Linked DNA regions of Homo sapiens: region 2 is linked to region 1. A link is an interaction called in ENCODE POLR2A ChIA-PET data of the cell type or tissue named here. Cell type or tissue: CD4-positive, alpha-beta T cell. All regions are shown on one strand. Each heading gives the region's core, and the rest is flanking DNA. Links, peaks and the distances in the headings are about the cores only.

Region 1 (5,381 bases), core at 80-5,079:
ACAGATGGCTAAGAAGCACATGGAAAGATGCTCAACATCCTTTGACACTAGGGAAATGCAAATTAAAACCGTGAGATACTCAGTTCACAACCACTAAGATGGTTATAATAAAAATGGAAAATAACAAATTAGCCGGGCATGGTGGTACACACCTGTAATCCCAGCTACTTGGGAGGCTGAGGCAGGAGAATCACTTGAACCCGGGAGGCGAAGGTTGCAGGGAGCTGAGATTGCGCCATTGCACTCCAGCCTGGGCGACAAGAGCAAAACTCCATCTCAAAACAAAAATGGAAAATAACAAATGTTGGTGAGGGTATAGAGAAATTGGAACCCTCATACATTGCTAGTGGGAATGTAAAATGGTACAGCTGCTGTGAAAAAATAGTTTAGTGGTGTCTCAGTAACTTTTTTTTTTTTTTCTGGAGACAGAGTTTCACTCTTGTTGCCCAGGCTGGAGTGCAGTGGCGCGATCTCGGCTCACCGCAACCTCTACCTCCTGGGTTCAAGGGATTCTCCTGCTTCAGCCTCCCGAGTAGCTGGGATTACAGGCATGCGCCACCACGCCCAGCTAATTTTGTATTTTTACTGGAGACGCGGGGCTTCTCCATGTTGGTCAGGCTGGTCTCGAATTCCCAACCTCAGGTGATCTGCCTGCCTCAGCCTCCCAAAGTGCTGGGATTACAGGCGTGAGCGACTGAGCCTGGCTGTGTCTCAGTAATTTAAACATAGAATTACCATATGACCTTGAAGTTCCCTGCCAAAAGAATAAAAAACAGGTGTTCAAACAAAAACTTTTAGATGAATATTCATAGCAACATTATTCACAATTCACAGCCAAAAGGTGAGGCAACCCAAATGTCCATTAACTGATGACTGGTTAAACAAAATATGGTATATTTACGTGATAAAATATTAGATTCAGCCATAAAAAGGAATGAAGTACAAGCTACATATGTGATACATGTTACAATGTGAATGAATCGTGAAAACATTACACTAAGTGAAAGAAGCTGGACAAAAAGATGTACATTGTGTGATTCCATTTATACAAAATATCTCAAACAGGCAGATTCATAGAAACAGAAAGTACATGGTGGTTGCCAGGGGCCAGAGAGAGAGGAAAATGGGGGATGACTGCTTAATGGATATAGGATTTCCTTTTAGGGTGATGAAAATGTTCTAAGATTAGATAGTGGTGATGGTTGTTGTACAACATCGTGGATGTACTAAATACCGTGGAATTGTACATTTTAAAATGGTTAGAATGGTGAATTTTATGTTAAGGGGATTTTGTCACATAGAGGAAAAAAAAAATACCTGCCACCAGGTATTTGCAGATGGCCGGAAGTATAGAGCCAGAGCTAGATACACACATACACACCCTAAACTTGCAGAGGCTTCCATTGGCCCAAGATAGGAAAATTTGAGCAAAAAGACAGTAATTACAAATGGTTGAAATCCATCAAAAGTGTTTAAATCCATGAATTTAAAAAGATCTGTTCTTATGAGTTACAGCTGCATAACAGGCCACCTTGAGCTTGGGGTAAAATAACAGTATTTATTGCCTTACTCAGTTCTGGAAAATTTTTGCTCAGAGACCCTCATGAAGTTGCAGTCAGATAGTTACTAGGTCTACAGTCATCCCCAAGTCTTCTTTACTCTCATGTGTGGCAGTAAATACTGGCTGCAGCTGACACCTCAGCAGGGACTGTTGGCTGGATCACCCATCTGTGGCATCTTTAAGTGTCTGGACTTCCATACACTTTGGTGGCTGGGTTCCAAGGGCAAGTGTGACAAGAGGCAGAGCTAGGTAGAAGCTGTATCCTTTTTATGTCTTAGTCTCAGGAGTTACAGAGCATCACTTTCACTGCCTTCTATTAGTGAATTAGTAACAAAGGCCTGCCCTTGTTTAAGGGAAGTGTACATAAAACTTATTATTGTTGGGAGAGGGGCACGTTTCTGGAACAGCATGTGGTATAGGAAGTATTGTTGCAGTCAATTTTGGATATTATCCTCAGCCTTCTGGACCCAACTGACATCCCTCCCACATGCACATCCCTCCCACTCACAACCTTCTCCAAGACTCTCCAGAGTCTAATGCCATCAAAGCATCAGCATTAGGAACAAGATCTTGTCATCTGAATCAGATCCTACTATGGATAAGACATCTTGAATGTGGTCCCTAGGGTATAGCTTCTTAAACACTTTTTTTGGTGATCTAAAGCCCTGTAAACTAAAGAGACAAATTATCTGCTCCCCATACATTCAGCATATGGTGGTATGACAGACACAGGATAATCACTCTAGACACTCCTATTCAAAAAGGCAGAAACTAAGAGGCACACAGCAGTCACCATTCCATAACAAGTGTAAAATTCAGCTGGCCCTATGTTTCTAATTCCTTGATGAGAGCTCAGTCCTACTGCTTGGGAATGATTCTCCTCAGCTCTTGGTTCTACCCTTTGGGCTCCTGGTTTTACACTTGAATTATTCTTCCGTTTCCAGAATATGTTGTCTGTTACAGCTGAATTGTTTCACAGCCTACTTCCTGTCTGTAGAAGTTTGTCTAGAAGCTTCTTTTCATTTTGTCCTCTTTTTCACTTTAAATATAAGCCAGCATGTTTTTTATTGACACAATTCTCAACAAGTTTGTGGGTTTCCTGTGAATCTTAATGGGATTTTCTTCATTAGATGCATGATACACATCTTATCAAGATAAGCCCTTCTCCATTTTGGGCTTCCTGTGAGGCTGCTGTAGGTAACACCTTTAATGTTCTGAGTAACCTTATTGATTCAATAGAATCTGGGAAACACATCCTTATGATTCTTAGAGGGCCTTTTCCTCAAGGTAAAAAGACTCTCTGAGGGGCACCTCCTTAGATCTTTTTGAGATCTCAAAGTATCTTTTGGTCACACACTAGATTTGATCTTTGGCTTGAAGCCCTTCTCTATTTGAGAATCTATTTGAAAACAATAAGCAGTTTTATTTTTGAACCCACCAAATCCTGACTCTTTTATATTTCCTTTAAATTTTGCTTGAAAGCAAAACAGGTTTTTGTTTTGTTTTTTAATGCTTATCTCTGTCCTTATCATACTCAGCTAAAAGAAACCAGTTAGCGCTTGTGATGAACACTATACTTGGAACTCTTTTGTTTTTTTTTTTTTAAGACAGAGTCTGGCTCTGTCACCCAGGCTGGCGCAATCTCGGCTCACTGCAAGCTCTGCCTCCCGGGTTCATGCTGCCTCAGCCTCCCGAGTAGCTGGGACTACAGGCGCACACTGCCACGCCCGGCTAATTTTCTGTATTTTTAGTAGAGACGGGGTTTCACCATGTTCAGCAGGATGGTCTCAATCTCCTGACCTTGTGATCCGCCCGCTTCGGCCTCCCAAAGTGCTGGGATTACAGGCGTAAGCCATCGCGCCTGGCCTACTTGGAACTCTTTAGCCAAGTACGTCAGTTCATTAGGTGTAGCTACAGCTATACTTAATTTTCTATTTTCCATGTCTGTCATTACAGATGACAGTTTTGATAAACTTCTGTCACTACATAACAAGAATATCTTTTCCTCCAGGTTCCAAAATTTTTTTTTTTTTTTGCTTTTCTTTAAGCCCTCACCAACAGGCTCTGGAAGGCCATTAGGCTTCTGCTCACAGTCTCTTCAAGGTTCTTCAGCTTCTGCCGCCCCCAACACCAGTCCCAAAGTCATGACCTCGTGTTTATGTTTTGTTGCAGTAGCACCCCTCTTCTAGGTATAAACATATGTTTGGTTATCTGTAGCTGTGTAACAGACCACCCTAAACTTAGTGGTATTAAATAGCAGTGTAATTATAATTATTATATTAACAATAACAAACGTATTAATATATAAATTATGTAAATAAAAATTACTCAGTGCTTTGAGAGGCCAAGGTAGGAGGATTGCTTGAGGCCATGAGTTCAAAACTAGCTTGGGTAACATAGCAGACCTGGCTCTATAAAAAACAAGAACAAAAATATTAGCTGGGTATGGTGGGCATGTGCCTGTAGTCCCAGCTACTCAGGGGGCTGAGGCTGGAGGATCACTTGAGCCCAGGAGTTAGAGGTTACAGTGAGCTATGATCATACCACTGCATTCCACAACCTTGGCAACAGAGCAAGACTCAGTCTCTTAAAAAAAAAATTATTTATATGCTTGAAACACTCTATTTCTGTATTTTCACCCCTCAGATTGTCAATGATGAAAAAAAAATGATACAATACAGTGTGTTGGAGAAAATGTGGGAAAACATACTTTCATATTACTAGAGGGCAGTTTGGCTAATTTGGCAGTATTAATCAACGTGGCAAATTTTACTTTTAAGAATAGACCCAAAATTGTGTATACAGTGTTACTCAGGTAGCATTATTTATTTTAACAAAAATTTAGAAAAAACCTCAGTGTCCCTCAATAGGGGCTGGTTAACAATTAAACATTAAGTAACAATGGAATACCAAATCATGAAATCCCTTGGGAAGCTTTTCACGTACTGATATACAGTGATTTAAAATATATATCCTTGAACTTTAATAGAGAATTGCGTGTATATTATGGTATCATTTGTGTAAAGGTGGGGAAAGTCAGGAGAATATGCACATTTGAATAAATATACATAAAATGTCTCTGGATAAATAAGAAACTGACAGTGTCAGTTGCCTATGGCAAGCATGGGGTGGCTGGGGAAAGAAGTATGAGGAAGATTTTACTCTATGCATATTTAAACTTTTAAAATTATTATTTAAAACCTCAGATTTTAAATTTATTTAGTATTAGGAGCTTTTAACTTATAGTCAAAACACATTCTGTCAAAGGGAGGATGGAGAGTCAAGATAAAAGAAAATAGAAGGTAGATAAAGAAACATTTAAAAATACTGATGCTGGGCGTGGTTGTTCATGCCTGTAATTCCAACACTTTGGGAGGCCGTGGCAGGAGAATAGGTTGAGACCAGGAGTTCGAGACCAGCCTGGTCAACATAGCAAGACCTGGTCTCTACAAACAACAAAAAAAATTATTTAAAGAAAAACTGATGTGACTTTGGGTAGTCTGAAACTCTAGTATTAAATTTGTCCCTGATTTCCTGGAGTCAGTTATCCATTGTGCTTGCTGCTTGATACTCCAGTTAGCTAATTATCCACTGTTGACAGTGCCTTAACTTTTTACCTGAATACCTATTTATACCTAGACAGATAAAAAATGCAACCTTAAATATAATACAACTTCAGTGGCCTCTTAATATTTTCTCCCTAAGTCACAAAAATGGAATTGTTGACATATAAAAATAGATGCATTTCTGTTTACAATTTCATACTACTTTACAGAATAGAAGGAAAACACCCTTTTCTATTAAAAATGGTTCAAAAATG
Region 2 (5,381 bases), core at 68-5,067, 270 kb before region 1:
AGTTACCTGAAGTGACAGGAAGTGATGATCACCACTGTAGATCAGTCTAGCATACACTAAATATGCAATAAATACTTGTTGGAAGGAGGGATGGAGGAACAGAGGGAAGGAGGGAAGAAAGGAGAAATCTGCTATTTTTACAAGGGTGATTCACCACACCAAGGAGAAGATTTGGAGAGCAGTGGCAACAGCACAGTGATGAAGAGTACTGGATTTTGGTGTTAGCCTTTGGTTTGAAATTCAGTCTCTAACACTTCCTAGCACTTTCTTCCCATGAAGTATACTTTACAGGGCTGTGCTTTTACCATAGTGCCTGGCGCTGAAATCAATTTTAGAGATGAGCTGTCTTAAAGCAGAAAAACATTGCGAAAATTTTCTCAATTCTGTCACCGTGTGTTAGAATTAGCACAACTTAGCGTGCTTTTCCTTTAAGAAACTCAAGTATTTCCTTCTACAACTTTCCTAAGGTTTAGCTCAACAGGAACAGGACTCCAATTCCCAAACCCATGTTCACGAGTGCACCTCCGCACTGGCCTCTGACTCAACAAAGGGTCAAAGTTTCTTCTTACCTGAAGAGTTTTCCCTGAAGGTCTTCTATACCAGTCATGGCAATAGTTCCTCCCTGCCAGCAGACGGAGATAATATAATTGAGTGTATGATAGAATTCTAAAAAGGACACTGCCGGCTCACATTCCTCAGCAGACTCTTTCCCAACTAACCAGGCAACGTCGTAACTCTGAGGAATAGTCTGCTAGGCAGAGAAGACCTTCAAGGAGCCAGGTATCACTGGCAAACAGGTTTATCTTAACCAAAAGTATTCATCAAGACAGTCAAGAGTCTTGCCTACTAGTCCCAAATGCCTGTCTTCTAAAGACCACCCTAAAAGTGCCAGTCCAACACATCTGGGAAGTGCAAACACAGTGAGAATCGTGCTGAGTGCATTACTGTACTCACCTTTCACTCATACATTTTCAAAAACTTTCTTTCCCCACTGCTCCCTTTATCTCTCCAGCCCTCCTGAAATCTAGGCCAGGCCAGTGTATCCAAAACTTGTCTGACTACAAGAATCACCCAGAACGAAAGACATTTACCGATATGGAATAATAGTTATAATACATTGCAAGGGAATCAAGGAGGCTACAAGAGTATGGTTTTTAGTTTTAAAAAACTAACAAAAAAAATCAGGTCTCTGTGATAAATACAGGGGGAGAAGAGACAGAAGGAAAGTATTTCCTTACATTACATTTGAAGTATTTCAAAATGTAAACAGAGAGTCTCTGAGAAGTATGATTACAAGTGATGATTCTATTCTTTACTATACTTTTCTAGGTTAACCAAAAATTTTCAAATGAGATGAGCTTCACAATCAAAAAAATATTTTCAAGAACTTCTGAAACCCAGGTAAAAATCCACCTTCGACTTCCTTTAGAATGACGTGACTAGCATAGAGCTCAAGAGCTGCAATGTACATTTTTAAAACACTTAATTTAGTTTATCATATTAGATGCAGAAGTTAAGAAACTTATCTCCAGGCTGAAGTGCAGGCTTATTTTTTTAATAGCTTCTAATGTGCCCAACAATCAGCTCAATAGCACACATAGTATGGGCAACATGCTGAGAAAGATAAAAAAGTAATGCTTCTGGCCTTGCAAGAATTTGAATCAAGGAGACAGGATCATATCATATATGTCTATATGCCCACATTTTACAAGTACCTCCTTGAAGGTTAGAAATTTACTTGCTCAAACACCTTTCTCATTGCTGACACACTCAACATTCTGAAGGCACCTTCCCCCAAGGGAGGTTCCCACTGACCTCAGTTCTGCTTGCACCCCAGATTGATCGCTCCACCATCCAACAGGATACGTCATTCCTATTCCCAACCCTTCTTCCTCAGCAAGTCTCACAGCTCAGCTCTCCTCTTCATCATACTCCCAATTTACACTGACACATTCCCCATGACAGGCAACACACAACCAACTTCTCCAAACTGATATTTACTACTTCTAACTCTAGACTGCCAACAATTTCTCTAACGTTAAAACCTGACATAAAGAAATTATTATTATATCCTGTTTATCTCTCAGCTTCTAATACTATGGATTACTTGACAATATTGTCTCTGAGCTTGACATCCTCTGTGTAGTCCTGGCCACATTAATTACCCAGAGCCTTACTATCTGTTCCCTTCTAGACCAGGGACCCCTATTCCTCAGCAGCTCAGCCCCTTTCTATACTGGGAGACTATATAGTATCATAAATAATTGCCTGACCATGTCACTTGGGCTTCCTAAGCTAGAACTGTCATGTTCTTTGAGGCAGACATTCCATTTGTTCTACCTACTTCATTAGCTAGATTCCTGTGCTTCTTCAGTCCTAACACCTAGTCTTCCACCAAATCCAACTACTGCTGTCTCCTAAATAGCTCTCCACCCCCTTAGCTACCGCCTCACCTCAAGCCTATTTATGATGTGCAATACAACTAACCTCATCAGTGCCCTCATTTCTATTCTCATGTCCTTCCCTCATCCATCATCTACAGAGCTTAAGTCAATCTCCTGAACTTAAAACCCCTGAACACCCCAGACACCCCCTCTTCATCTGCAGCATAAAACCCAAACTTCCTATCTCTGACCCTGCTTCTCTTTTTCCATGCCTCCTGTGCCCCTGCCACAATGAAACATTTGCCCTTCACCAAACAAGACACGTCCTCCCTGTCTGAGAGGCTCTGCCCAGGCTGCTTCTTGAGGCACCTGCAGAGCTCCTGACCAGAGCACTCTCCCTGCACTTGTGGGAGCCCTCTGGAAGTCTGTCTCCCTCACTATCCTATGGAATCTGAGACAGGAACTCCAGATACCTTTCAATCTCCAGGACCAAGTATCCACCACACAGTGAGTACTTAATACAGTAACTATGGTTTCTTGGATGGATGTACTTGAAATTACCTTGTAAACTTTAAGGCAAAAATGAAAGGTAGTAAGACTAATTTCCATACTTAACTCTTCATTCTTTCCTAAACAACCTGAGCCTCAAGAGGTCAAAGCCTATACCCTTCAAAGGAGGACAGAGGCTTCAGACACTGGTTTACAAAGCTTTTGGTGAAGTATCAAAGTTCCTGTTGCCTGTATACAGGAAAGATTCAAGAAAGCCAATTAACCATCCTAGCTACACAGACTCAAGTGTTTGTGTGGCACAGTGCTAGCTTTGGTTCTAGTCGATGCTGTAGTCCAGTCTGCCCTTAATCAAGAAACCCAGATTTATTCATTGGCTTCCTGGCCCACTCCCCATGCCATTTCTCCTGGCCTTGGTCAGTTTTTAAATTTTAAACTCCAGCCTGGGGCAGAGCATTATAAAGGAGTTTTTGATAATTATAACACAGGAAACTATCCATGTGACATTTAGGCATTTGGATTCCTAAGGTGCCAGAAAGTTATTTGTATTGGAATAGGTCCTAATGATTTAATTCACCTAAAAGAGAAATAGTCTCGGTCCAAATGGTAACTATTTCAGAATAGAATTAAATCTGGTACCTGAACCCACAGTAGCATTCACAAAAGCCTATACTTTTCTGGACAGAAATTAGTAATGGCAAACCAATCACTTTCCTTGAAATACATTTGTTTACCCAATCATAAATGACCAATTAAATTCCTTATTATTGAGAAGGTGAAGGTCCTATTTCAACACCCAAACTACTCAGAATTCTAAGGCTCCTTCCCTCTTTTCATGCCAGGCATTGACACACACAACTCAATTTACCTTTAAGAACACTTCCACATGGTGAAATTGTCAAATCTATTGAGAATCTCCAGCAAATACCAAAAAATGAAACTTTTTTACATAAAATAGTGAACCATAAACTTATATTATCTCCATCTGCTTCAGTGTAGAAATTATGGCCAAGATCTGGAACTAGCAAAGAAGAGCAGACAGCAATATAACACTAAAAAAATTTGCCACGCAGCCAGGGGCAGTAGCTCACTCATGACTGTAATCTCAGCAGTTTGGGAAGCTGAGGCGGGAGGATCGCTTGAGCCCAGGAATTCAAGACCAGTCTGGTCAACATACCAAGACCCTGTCTCTACAAAAAACACAAAAATTAGCCAGGTGTCATGCATGACACATGCCTGCAGTCCCAGCTACTATGGAGGCAGGAGTTCAAGGCTGCAGTAAGCTCTGGTTGCACCACTGCACTCCAGTCTGAGTGACAGAGTGAGATCCTATCTCTAAAAAAATAAAAATAATTAAATAAATAATAAAAAATAAAAACTAGCCATGCAATGTTGGAGTTAAGGAAAGCTTTACACAAGTGACATAAATAAAGGTTACCTCAGAGCAAGATTTTGCTTGTTTGGAAACCAGGGTTCCATTATTCTCAGAAGACTTGCGTTTTACAGCTCCAATTCTTGCAGAATTACCTAAAATATTTAAAAATAGGTTAAGTTGGCTTCCCTGTTTCTCTTAATGTGAGAAGAACGGAGGAAAGGAGGAAGGAGAAGAAAGATTTTAATAACATATCTTACCACATGTCACAAGGTTATCGTGTACAACTTCAACATGAATCAGTGACGGATCAACAATTTTCAGTGCTGGAATCTTAAAAATAAATGAAACAAAGATACCGGAAAATAAAAAATGCTCAAGAACATACTGAAAATCAGGTTCATTAACATAACAATAGGAGCTTCTTATGAATAATTTCTTTTTAAAACAACTGTAATTATTTCTACCCTATAAAATAATAAAGGTATTTAGTGCCTAGAAAATCATAAATGCTTTGTATAGTTATCATGCTTTGTCGAGTTATCTTACAAAGAGTTATTGTTGTCTTTACCTCCTCACAGTTGACTTGAAGAGTTTTTGATGCTGGGTTTCCATTTATAACGGTTGCTGAAAACCACTGAGTAGATGGGTCCAAGCTATAAATTTTTACTTCTGAACCAACTAAGTTTTTGTCACCTTAAAAAAAAAAAAAAAAAAAAAATCTTAGAGCAATTTGCATTATCTCCCAATAGCAACATCATCCAGGACAATCTTTTCCTAAGTCTTTTTTAAAAAAACGCAAAAGTAAACATTAAAAGAATCACTACAAACATAAGATGACTGACATTTCAGAAAAGCTATGAGAAAATTTAAACTTTTTATTTTGTATCGGACCAAAGTAGTATTAGACAATTCATCAAGACCTCACTCACTGTCCTGTGTAGTTTTAGAGGAATCAAATTCAGGAACCCCAACAAAAATACTATGTCTGATAATCTAAAAAACACAGAAAAAAAATGTATGATTGTAGAAACTCAGTAACACAAATGGGAAGGTAAGGAGTATCAAATTAATGCCTTATCCATTTTATATGGCTGATATTCCAAACATATCAAATT

The links. ChIA-PET counts read pairs that join two places held together with the same protein. Peaks named below come from ENCODE experiments on the same cell type or tissue, not always from the same donor. Only the 100,000 strongest peaks of a DNase experiment are listed, where the experiment ranks them.
Region 2: POLR2A ChIA-PET joins it to region 1 with 5 read pairs; 23 of 35 experiments call an interaction of 5 or more read pairs at or near these places.

The regions. Positions count from the first base shown.
Region 1 is chr2:86,182,954-86,188,334 of GRCh38, reverse strand. The region is part of intron 1 of IMMT (inner membrane mitochondrial protein); the gene reads left to right. Among named protein-coding and RNA genes, the nearest start is that of MIR4779, 7.5 kb to the left of the region's middle. In CD4-positive, alpha-beta T cell, for the core only: no CTCF peak of the experiment used is centred there; DNase peaks (open chromatin) are centred at 2,694 and 3,194; H3K4me3 peaks cover 1,424 bases; H3K27ac peaks cover 3,893 bases.
Region 2 is chr2:86,456,020-86,461,400 of GRCh38, reverse strand. It overlaps KDM3A (lysine demethylase 3A), which reads right to left. Exons shown (of 26, transcript NM_018433.6): 6 at 4,835-4,959; 7 at 4,524-4,596; 8 at 4,330-4,418. Among named protein-coding and RNA genes, the nearest start is that of KDM3A, 17 kb to the right of the region's middle. In CD4-positive, alpha-beta T cell, for the core only: no CTCF peak of the experiment used is centred there; no DNase peak of the experiment used is centred there.